Linked DNA regions of Homo sapiens: region 1 is linked to region 2. Evidence: chromatin contacts called from ENCODE Hi-C or POLR2A ChIA-PET data. All regions are on one chromosome and are shown on one strand. Each heading gives the region's core, a stretch centred on a gene start or an enhancer-like site at or near the end of the contact. The rest is flanking DNA. Distances are from core to core; before and after follow the strand shown.

What was found. A loop is a pair of places that touch in the nucleus more often than their neighbours do. ChIA-PET counts read pairs that join two places held with the same protein, here RNA polymerase II (POLR2A). Pooled maps may share reads with other maps.
Region 1: a loop to region 2 is called in a map of mammary epithelial cell, with 2.5 times the contacts of the local background. The contact joins two enhancer-like sites. A Hi-C loop is called at or near these places in 27 of 168 maps with a recorded cell type or tissue (CD4-positive, alpha-beta T cell, Caco-2, Calu3 and 19 more), 32 of 37 single-sample maps with no recorded cell type and 26 of 50 pooled maps. POLR2A ChIA-PET finds 5 or more read pairs at or near these places in 2 of 52 experiments (MCF 10A and Panc1).

Annotation. Positions count from the first base shown.
Region 1 is chr5:168,267,086-168,271,708 of GRCh38, forward strand. No RefSeq gene overlaps it. Among named protein-coding and RNA genes, the nearest start is that of WWC1, 22 kb to the right of the region's middle. Within about 2 kb of position 2,371, at least 5 of the 41 ENCODE cell types and tissues checked have a DNase peak (open chromatin) inside an H3K27ac peak, as active enhancers do; they include PC-9, where a contact is called at or near this core.
Region 2 is chr5:168,407,571-168,411,699 of GRCh38, forward strand. It overlaps WWC1 (WW and C2 domain containing 1), which reads left to right. Exons shown (of 23, transcript NM_015238.3): 7 at 937-1,083; 8 at 2,352-2,425. Among named protein-coding and RNA genes, the nearest start is that of RARS1, 77 kb to the right of the region's middle. RefSeq lists an enhancer at 1,761-2,960. Within about 2 kb of position 2,246, at least 8 of the 41 ENCODE cell types and tissues checked have a DNase peak (open chromatin) inside an H3K27ac peak, as active enhancers do; they include PC-9, where a contact is called at or near this core.

The DNA of each region.
Region 1 (4,623 bases), core at 1,121-3,620, 140 kb before region 2:
AAAGAATTCTGGAAAGGCGGTACAGCCTATGGGTTAGTGAAGATCATGCACTCTGAAGTCAGACCACCTAGGAACCAGTCCTGACTCTACCACTCACTAAACGAACATGGAAACTTGGGAAGGTCACATGTGCTAATTAAGGTAAATATCATACGCTGTGTTAAGAGATAAACTCAAGTTAGCAGAAGAAAAGCTTCTCACTTATATAATAGTCCATCATTGGTCAGGGATGAGGATGGCTGCTTTGATGATTAAATGAGATATTGCCTGTATCATGGATATGTGGTACTCAATAAATGTTCTTTTTTTGTTGTTTTTTTGAAACGGAATCTCACTCTTATTCCCCAGGCTGGAGTGCAATGGCGTAGTCTCGGCTCACTGCAACCTCCACCTCATGGTTTCAAGCAATTCTCCTGCCTCAGCCTCCCAAGTAGCTGGGACCACAGGAGCCTGCCCCCATGCCCGGCTAATTTTTTGTAATTTTAGTAGAGACAAGGTTTCACCATGTTGGCCAGGCTGGTCTCGAACCCGTAACCTCAAGTGATCTGCCCACCTTGGTCTCCCAAAGTGCTGGGATTACAGGCGTGAGTCACCGTGCCCAACCTCATTTTTATTATTTTAGAAACTTTCTTCCAAACACTGATTTTTCTAAGAGTAGAAATTGAAGCATAACAATTTTCACAGGGGGAGAGATTTGTATGCGGGAGCTGGGAAGATGGAGAAAGATCTTCCCTCAAATCTCATGTCCTCAAGAGCAATCTCAGCTTCTCCCCTCTCCTGGGCCTGGGTAACTTGAACAAGTACTTTCAGTGTGTGGACCTTCTTCATGGCTTCAAGGGCTTTTCAGAAAGGGTGACATCTGGAAAGTGGAGGGTCTCAGCCATGTGAAGACTAGCCATGTGAACAAGGGACATCTGTTCAGGCATTCTACTTTCAGAGTCACCAAGCACAATTTTGTCCCTGGCACTGTCAGAAGCTGGGAAGACAAAGATAAATAAAACATGGTCTAAAGTGTGAGACAAACTCACAAGCCAATCAATCACTACAGCACAGTAGGCTCAGGGCTGGCACACAAGTGATGAGCAAACACATGATGTCCAGAGGACAGGAGTATGAGTTCTCTCCACAAGTTTTGTTGTTTTTTTTTTTTTTTTTTTTTTTGAGACAGAGTCTTGCTCTGTTGCCCAGGCTGGAGTGCGATGGTGCAATCTCGGCTCACTGCAACCTCCACCTCCCAGGTTCAAGTGATTCTCCTGCCTCAGCCTCACAAGTAGCTAAGATTACAGATGCCCACCACCACGCCCGGCTAATTTTTGTATTTTTAGTAGAGATGGGGTTTCACCATGCTGGCCAGGCTGGTCTCGAACTCTTGACCTCAGGTGATCCACCTGCCTCAGCCTCCCAAAGTGCTGGGATTACAGACATGAGCCACCGTGCCCAGCCTCCACAAGCATTTGAGCTGGGCACTGGCAAGTAAGAGAATGCAAGACAGACAAGGCAGGAGGGGGTAGCAGGAAGGAGAAGAAATATGCAAAGAGACAGGTGAGAAGTTCAGAGAGGCCGGGGCAGGTGCTAAGGATTAGAACCACCGGCGAGCGCGCTAGACACGGGTCCCAGGCCAATTAGATCAGGACCTCTGGAAGAAAGGTCTGATCGTGGGTAGGTGAGTTTCACCTGCAGCCCGAAATGAGGAGCAGGGGATTGGAGCTCAGCGGGAAGGGCACAGCCAGAGATGAGGTTTGTTGGAGGGAAGGAGGCAGGAATAACAGTCAGGCTAAGAAGCTGGGTATTCTCCTGCCAGGTCATGAGGGACATCAGTGTGACTCTTGTACATAGGGAGAAACACGATTAGGGAATCTTTGGGTTTGCAAAGTGGAGAGAGAAGAGTGGCAGAAGGCCCAGAGCCCGGGAGAATCTGCAACAGTCTGGATGAGGGCTTGAAGGAAGGCTGGGGCGGTCAGAACAGAGGGAGCGCTCCTCAAACCGGCTCAGATTTGGGAAATGAGGACGAGGTTCTGTAACTTGCCCAGAGTTGGGGACAGGGTCTATACGGGGTGGAACACCGAGAACAGATCCCGGCCAAGGATCCTCTCTCCAGTGCATGCACCATTCCTTCTCCTTCGCCTCTCCCTCCTCCACGACCAGCCAGGTGAAACAATTAGGGAGAAGGGATATTCTGATTACTTACTTACTTCAGTGATCCTCTGACCACACCAAGTGGCGACTTTCCAGGAAAGTTCTGATTCAGCACGCTCACACCCAAGCCCCGCCTTCCACCCTGAGGAGGCAGGTGGGCAGCCTGTAAGGCGCCATTCCCCAGCACCCGCAGCGGGCACTGTGGCTGCACGCCGCCCTCGGAAAGCAAGGCTGCACCAGCTGCTCCACAAAGCCCCTCCCTCACCAGCCCTCGCCTCCTCCCGGCAAATGTTGGGTTTGCCATCTGGCCACGAGGTGGCAGCCTTTCCCATGAAATCTGCTTGGAGGTGGGCCCGGCGCCTCAAAGGGATTTAGGGAAGTCGCCGAGCAGCCAGAGACTGCGAGGAGAGCCCTGGACTCCTGAAAGAGGCCCGTGGAATCGGTTCCAGGAAAAAGATTCCAAAGAAGACCAGTCCTGGGACCAGCCAGACTGGACTGCGAGCCTGCCTCCACCATTTGCCCACTGAGTACATTTCCACCTGGACTTCCTGAGCCTCACCTTTCCCATTTGTAAAATAGGGATAAAAATAACTGCTGTATGGGATTATTTGGAAAGCCTAATAAAAACAATATATGTAAAGTCCTTGGCAAGGGCCCAGCATTTAACAAATGCATATTAAATGGTAAGCTATTATTAAAGGAAAATTGTGGAATTTGGGGGTTATCGTCTTTAGATTAAAAAAAAAAGCAAAACAAACAAAAAAAATCCTTCACTTTCACTCCCAACCACACCTTTCTAGCTAAGCCTGGGCTTCTTATCTAACCTCCGAAGCCTGGGTTTCCTCCCCTGTGTAGTGGAGATGATACTGCCATCTGGCAGGGTTGCTGTTGTAAACACTCAGCCTCCCTCAAGGGGATGTCTACTGATTGGCAACTAACTTTTCTTATTCTCAGCCTTCAGTGAGAGCTGAAGTGTGATCCCAGCCTGAAGCTTGACCTGTTCAAGAGTAAGGAGCTCCACCCACCCCATCCTCCCACTTCAAGAGCTGCGTAAAGCCCTGGGGACTTGCTCTTCTAGAAGGCTCCAGGGAAGAGAGGACAGAAGAAGCAAAGCCTATACCCTCTTAGGGACAGTCTACCCAGTAGCCACTCTTCCAGAGATGATCAGTGTCCCTGAACTGAGCCCAATTCCAGGGGCAGTAAAAGGGATGTCCTTACACTCATGCATTCATAAAACGCTTCTATCCAAATTAATTGCTGTTATTTGAACTTCCCAGCCACTCTGTGAAACAGTGTGAAAATTGAGCCTTAGAGAGGACACACCACAGATCAGGAACAGGCCCCTCCCAGGTGGCTGGGAATCTTCGGTTCTCAGTCAGCTCTCTGGCTGTTTCCATTCCCAGGCCACTCCCTCAACAATCCCTTATCTTGGTCTTATCTCGGCCACATACATATAGATTTTGTTCTCAGGCTAGAGCCTTTGGCCAGAAGGAATCTGCCCCACTAGCTATTAGTCAACCAGTGAACATTTAGGAAACATCTATTACGTAGAATGCTGCAATGAAGATGGAGAAAGTGAACACAAGCTGGCTTCTGCCCCCAAGCAGCATCTCTGTATTAATCAGGAGAGGTGCAGGGGTAAGTGACAGAACCCTAACACAAAGCAAAAACCAGAATATCCAAAGGCAGGACTGGCTTCAAATTTGGTCAGATCCAAGGGCGCAAAGATGCTCACAAGGTACTGTCTTTGCTCCACCTCTCAATGCCACTGCCCTTGGGATGTGGCCTTATCTTCACAGTGATTTATTCCATATGTAGGAAAGATGGTTGCCAACAGGCCCAAACCTATATCCTTGCAGCACCCATGGGAATGTCAAAGAGACCCTCCCTCTATCAACAGAAGACCATGAATTTGCCCAAACCCCATCAGCCTTTCCGGGGCCATAAAGAGCGGGAAAGGAGTGGCTCTTACAAGGAAAATAACTGCCTAGACGAAAACGTGTTAATTGCCAACATCTACTGAAATCATGAGGGTATCTGTCCATTCTGTCCACAAATAGTGCCTGACATGCCGTAGGTGCTCAATGGACAAACCAGGTGCTGGGGACAGAGGGATGAATGAAACGCAGCCATCCAGGAGGAGTCTAATGGGAAACACCAAGAAGCGAATACGCAATATAATGTGGAAGTGGGCTGGGCGCGGTGGCTCACGCCTTAATCCCAGCACTTTGGGAGGCCGAGGTGGGCGGATCACTTTGGGTCAGGAGTTCGAGACCAGCCTGGCCAACTATGGCCAACATGGTTAAACCCCGTCTCTACTAAAAATACAAAAAAAAATTAGCCGGGTGCGGTGGTAGGGACCTGTAACCCCAACTACTCTGGGGACTGAGGCAGGAGAATCACTTAAACCTGGGAGGAGGAGGTTGCAGTGAGCTGAGATTGTGCCACTGCACTCCAGCCTGGGCAACAGAGGAAGACTCCATCTCA
Region 2 (4,129 bases), core at 996-3,495:
TAGATGAAGAGCTCATGGACAGTGAGGCATGTTCCTGTTATGATTAGTGGTTGAGATCATGGAGCCTTAAGCCAGATAGACCAGGTCCAAATCTTGCCTCGGTCAATTGCCAGCTTCTCATCGATAAATTGGGGATAATCATAGGTCATTCTTTGTATGACTATTGTCAGGATTCAGTAAGACTCTGGTAAAGCTGACAGTTACTGAGTATGGGCTGTATTCACTAGTGTTTTATACTTGTCATCTCATTTAATCAAGATGATGGCCCTGTGAGATAGGACCTGCGATTCTTCCCCCCTTTTTTTTTTAAGAACCAGGGTCTCGCTCTATCACCCAGGCTGGAATGCAGTGGCATGATCATAGCTCACTGCAGCGTCAAACTCCTGGGCTCAAGCAATCCTCCCACCTCAGCCTCCCAAGTAGTTGGAACTACAGACATGCACCGCCACATCCAGCTATTTTTTTTTTTTTTTTTTTTTAGAGATGGGAGTCCCACTGTGTTGCCCAGGCTGATCTTGAATTCCTGGCCTCAAGTGATCCTCCCAGCTCGGCCTCTCAAAGCACTGGGATTACAGGCATGAGCACCCAGCTGATTATTCCCATTTTATAGGAGAGGAAATTGAGGCAAAGAGAGGTTATTCAGCTAGGTCAAGTCACACAGCTGGGAAGCAGCAGAGCAGGGATTCCAACTAGGGCATGTGGCTCCAGAGTCGGCATCCACACCGGTTTCTCCTATGTCATAGGCCCAGCGCAGAGCCTGGCACACAGCAAGGACCCACTCACTGCTAGCTCTCTATCACAGGATCAGTAGGATATCTGGGGAGGGCACAGGTTCCTAAATTAAGGGAGGGTAGAGAGGGAAGCACAGGGAGCGTGGCAGACCCAGAGCTCCCTCCTGGGAAGGCGCATCACTAACCCTGCTCTCCCCTCCTTCAGAGCCTTGCCATGTTGAAGGACGGCTTCCGCACTGACAGGGGGTCTCACTCAGACCTGTGGTCCAGCAGCAGCTCTCTGGAGAGTTCGAGTTTCCCGCTACCGAAACAGTACCTGGATGTGAGCTCCCAGACAGACATCTCGGGAAGCGTGAGTAGACGGGGCAGGTTGCTGGGGGCCTTCCACAGGATGGCAGCTGGGAGGCTGCTGTAATGGACAGCTGCCTTCTCATGGCTCACCAGGGAGCTGGCCAGGGGTTCTCTGCAGGGCTGGCTGCTGCCTCAGCCCTCTGGAGCTCTGTTCTCTTACAGACCTCCTGGCCCCAGGAGGATATGATGTGATGCTGTGGAGGAAAAGCCTGCACTGACGGACGTCATGGCCCTGAGTATTGCCTGGCCAGGTGCTTGTGTCTCTTAATGCTGCACAGAAAGCATGTTTAAAGGACAAAATGTCTTTCTCTGGTTTTTTTTTTCCATACTATTTTGCAGTTCCATTTTCATTTTTCTTTCCCCAGCTGGACAGCAGAGGATATTTTCCTCCTGTTAGTCTCAAAACAATGCATGCAGCTTTCAGGCAGCTGCTTGACTCCCAGTTCCAAAGCTCAGTCCAGTCCTAGTTATGAATAGTGAAAGCACTGTCCAGATGTGGCTCAGGAAAGAGTTAGAGTAGGGCTGAACCATGGTGCCTCGTAACTTTTGGAGAGCTTTTGTTTTACTAGAGCCAGCAACATTGAACGAATCTGCCTTCCAGCCTCTGTGGCGGACAGCCTCTATATGCTGTTCCTATCTAAGTTCCATAGCTGTCTTCCCACTTGTCCAAGGGTGACCGGTGAGCCTTGTAGCTTCTTGCTGCTCTTAACAGACTAGCACAGAAAAAGAGGCTGTCCCTTCCTTCCCCATACCACCATGTGTCCAGCTACTAGCCATCTGCAGGCCAAAGTATTTGTAAAGGAACTGTACCCCTCTTTGTGAGTGCAGGGGTCTTCTCCCCAACTACCCAGTGTTTCACTCCTGACTGCAGCCTCTGAGTTTTCTATGGATCCCCTCACCAGTGCCCCTAGAATGAGTTTCTTGATATTGGCTATCCCTGTTTCCTCCTCACCAACTGTCCTCCATGCTTCTGTGGCTTGAATGGGCACCAAGCCAAGCCATTTGGGGCTGCAAGATGATATTCTGGGCTTTTGGCTTCTATTTTCAAAGTGATCGATGTCTGAGCGTACGGTTCTTCCCGTGGCCTGAAGGGAGGAAAGTGTTTTTGCTTAACCAGCTTCCCTGCGATCTGCACCGCCAGCCCAGTCACCGGGGGCTATTCTTGGCTACTGCCCACGCAAGCTGTCAAGTCTCTCATGAGCCCTCGAAACCCAACTCAGCACCGGCCACAACAGCCACATAATTCCTGACTTTGTTCTTCTCCTCCAGTTCGGCATCAACAGCAACAATCAGTTGGCAGAGAAGGTCAGATTGCGCCTTCGATATGAAGAGGCTAAGAGAAGGTAATTGGGCTGGGGCTAGGGGCGGGATGGTTCCAAAAATAATAACTACTATTGTAGAATGCCTGCTCTGTGCTTAGCTTTTCACACACTTCGTCTTCTTTAATCCTCACAAAGATTATGAAGATAGTTATTATACTTTTTATATTTTCATCCTCTCTGAAATTCAGAGAGGAAATGACTCACCCAGGACACTTCACAAGACAGAGAGTGAAACTATGCTTTGAACCCAGATCTGTTTAACCTCAAAGCCGAGTTATCTTCCCACTTGCCTGTCTTGATTTCTGCAACCGAGGCTTTCCCATGATCCTGTAAGCATTTTGGTTTGAAGGAGTACAACTGGAATTTCAGCAACAGGCTAAAAAGATTATGGACACTACCCACTTCAGTGTCTCCTGCACAGCTGGGAGCAAGCTGGGCTTTTAAGCAGTGTAGACCTCTGGGATTTAGATGTTCTGTGGCTTCACAGAATCCTAAGCAATCAGGTTCCACTACCACAAGTAAAATCAAAATAATAATCAAAGCTGACATTTTTAGAGCATCTGTTATAGGCCTAAAGAGATTTTTATTTTTAATTACTTTGTTTTCTTTTTTAGGGACAGGGTCTCGCTATGTTACTCAGGCTGGTCTTGAACTCCTGGCCTTAATTGATCCTCCCACCTCAGCCTCCTGAGTAGCTGGGATTACAGGCACGCACCACTACCCTTGGCTGAGATTGTTTATTGTACTAAAACATTTGTGCATGCATCTTCTCATTTAATTTTAAAAGCAATGCATCTTCTCATTTAATTTTAAAAGCAACCTTATAGCACAGGGTCTATCTTATTATCTCCATGTTAGAGAGGAGAAAGGTAAGACCAAGATATTTCATGACTATTCCAGGTGGTAGAGGCAGAATTTGAATCCTGGACAATCTGTCTTTAAGTTCATGATCTTTGCTTTTTTTTTTTTTTTTTTTTTGAGACGGAGTCTCGCTCTGTCACCCAGGATGGAGTGCAGTGGCGCGATCTGCAAGCTCCGCCTCCCGGGTTCACGCCATTCTCCTGCCTCAGCCTCCCGAGTAGCTGGGACTACAGGCACCCGTCACAACGCCCGGCTAATTTTTTTGTATTTTTTAGTAGAGACGGGGTTTCACCGTGTTAGCCAGGATGGTCTCAGTCTCCTGACCTTGTGATCCACCCACCTCAGCCTCCCAAAGTGCTGGGATTACAGATGTGAGCTACCGCACCCGGCCAAGTTCATGATCTTTCTGTACTCTGAGCCAGTGTTACTGGCAAAGAATGCCCTGGGCATTGTGGTGTGGATGGAAGCCAGGCACATTGCATCCATTCCTTCCTAGACTAAGTTGCCTGGCCTGTGGACCTTCTCAGCCAGGCCAGGTGAAGCATGGCAGTGCCCAGCTCTGCCCCTCTGCCAACTCTGTGTGAATAGTAGAACTCTTTGCAGAGATGACAGAAATCTAATAGAAACCAGAGAAAGCAAAAAAGGGAATGTATTGTGTTATTTAACTCCAAAGTCCTGAGATACCTAGCTTCAGGCACAGCTGGATCCAGGGACTCAGATGATGTTACCCAGACTCAGTCTCTCTCCTTTTCTTCACCCTGCTTGCCTTTATGTTGGCTTTACCCTCCAGCAGACTTTCCTGTCAATGTGGCCAGGCAACTCCCAGCAATTCGGAGCTTACACACTACCAGGTTAGCAATCCCT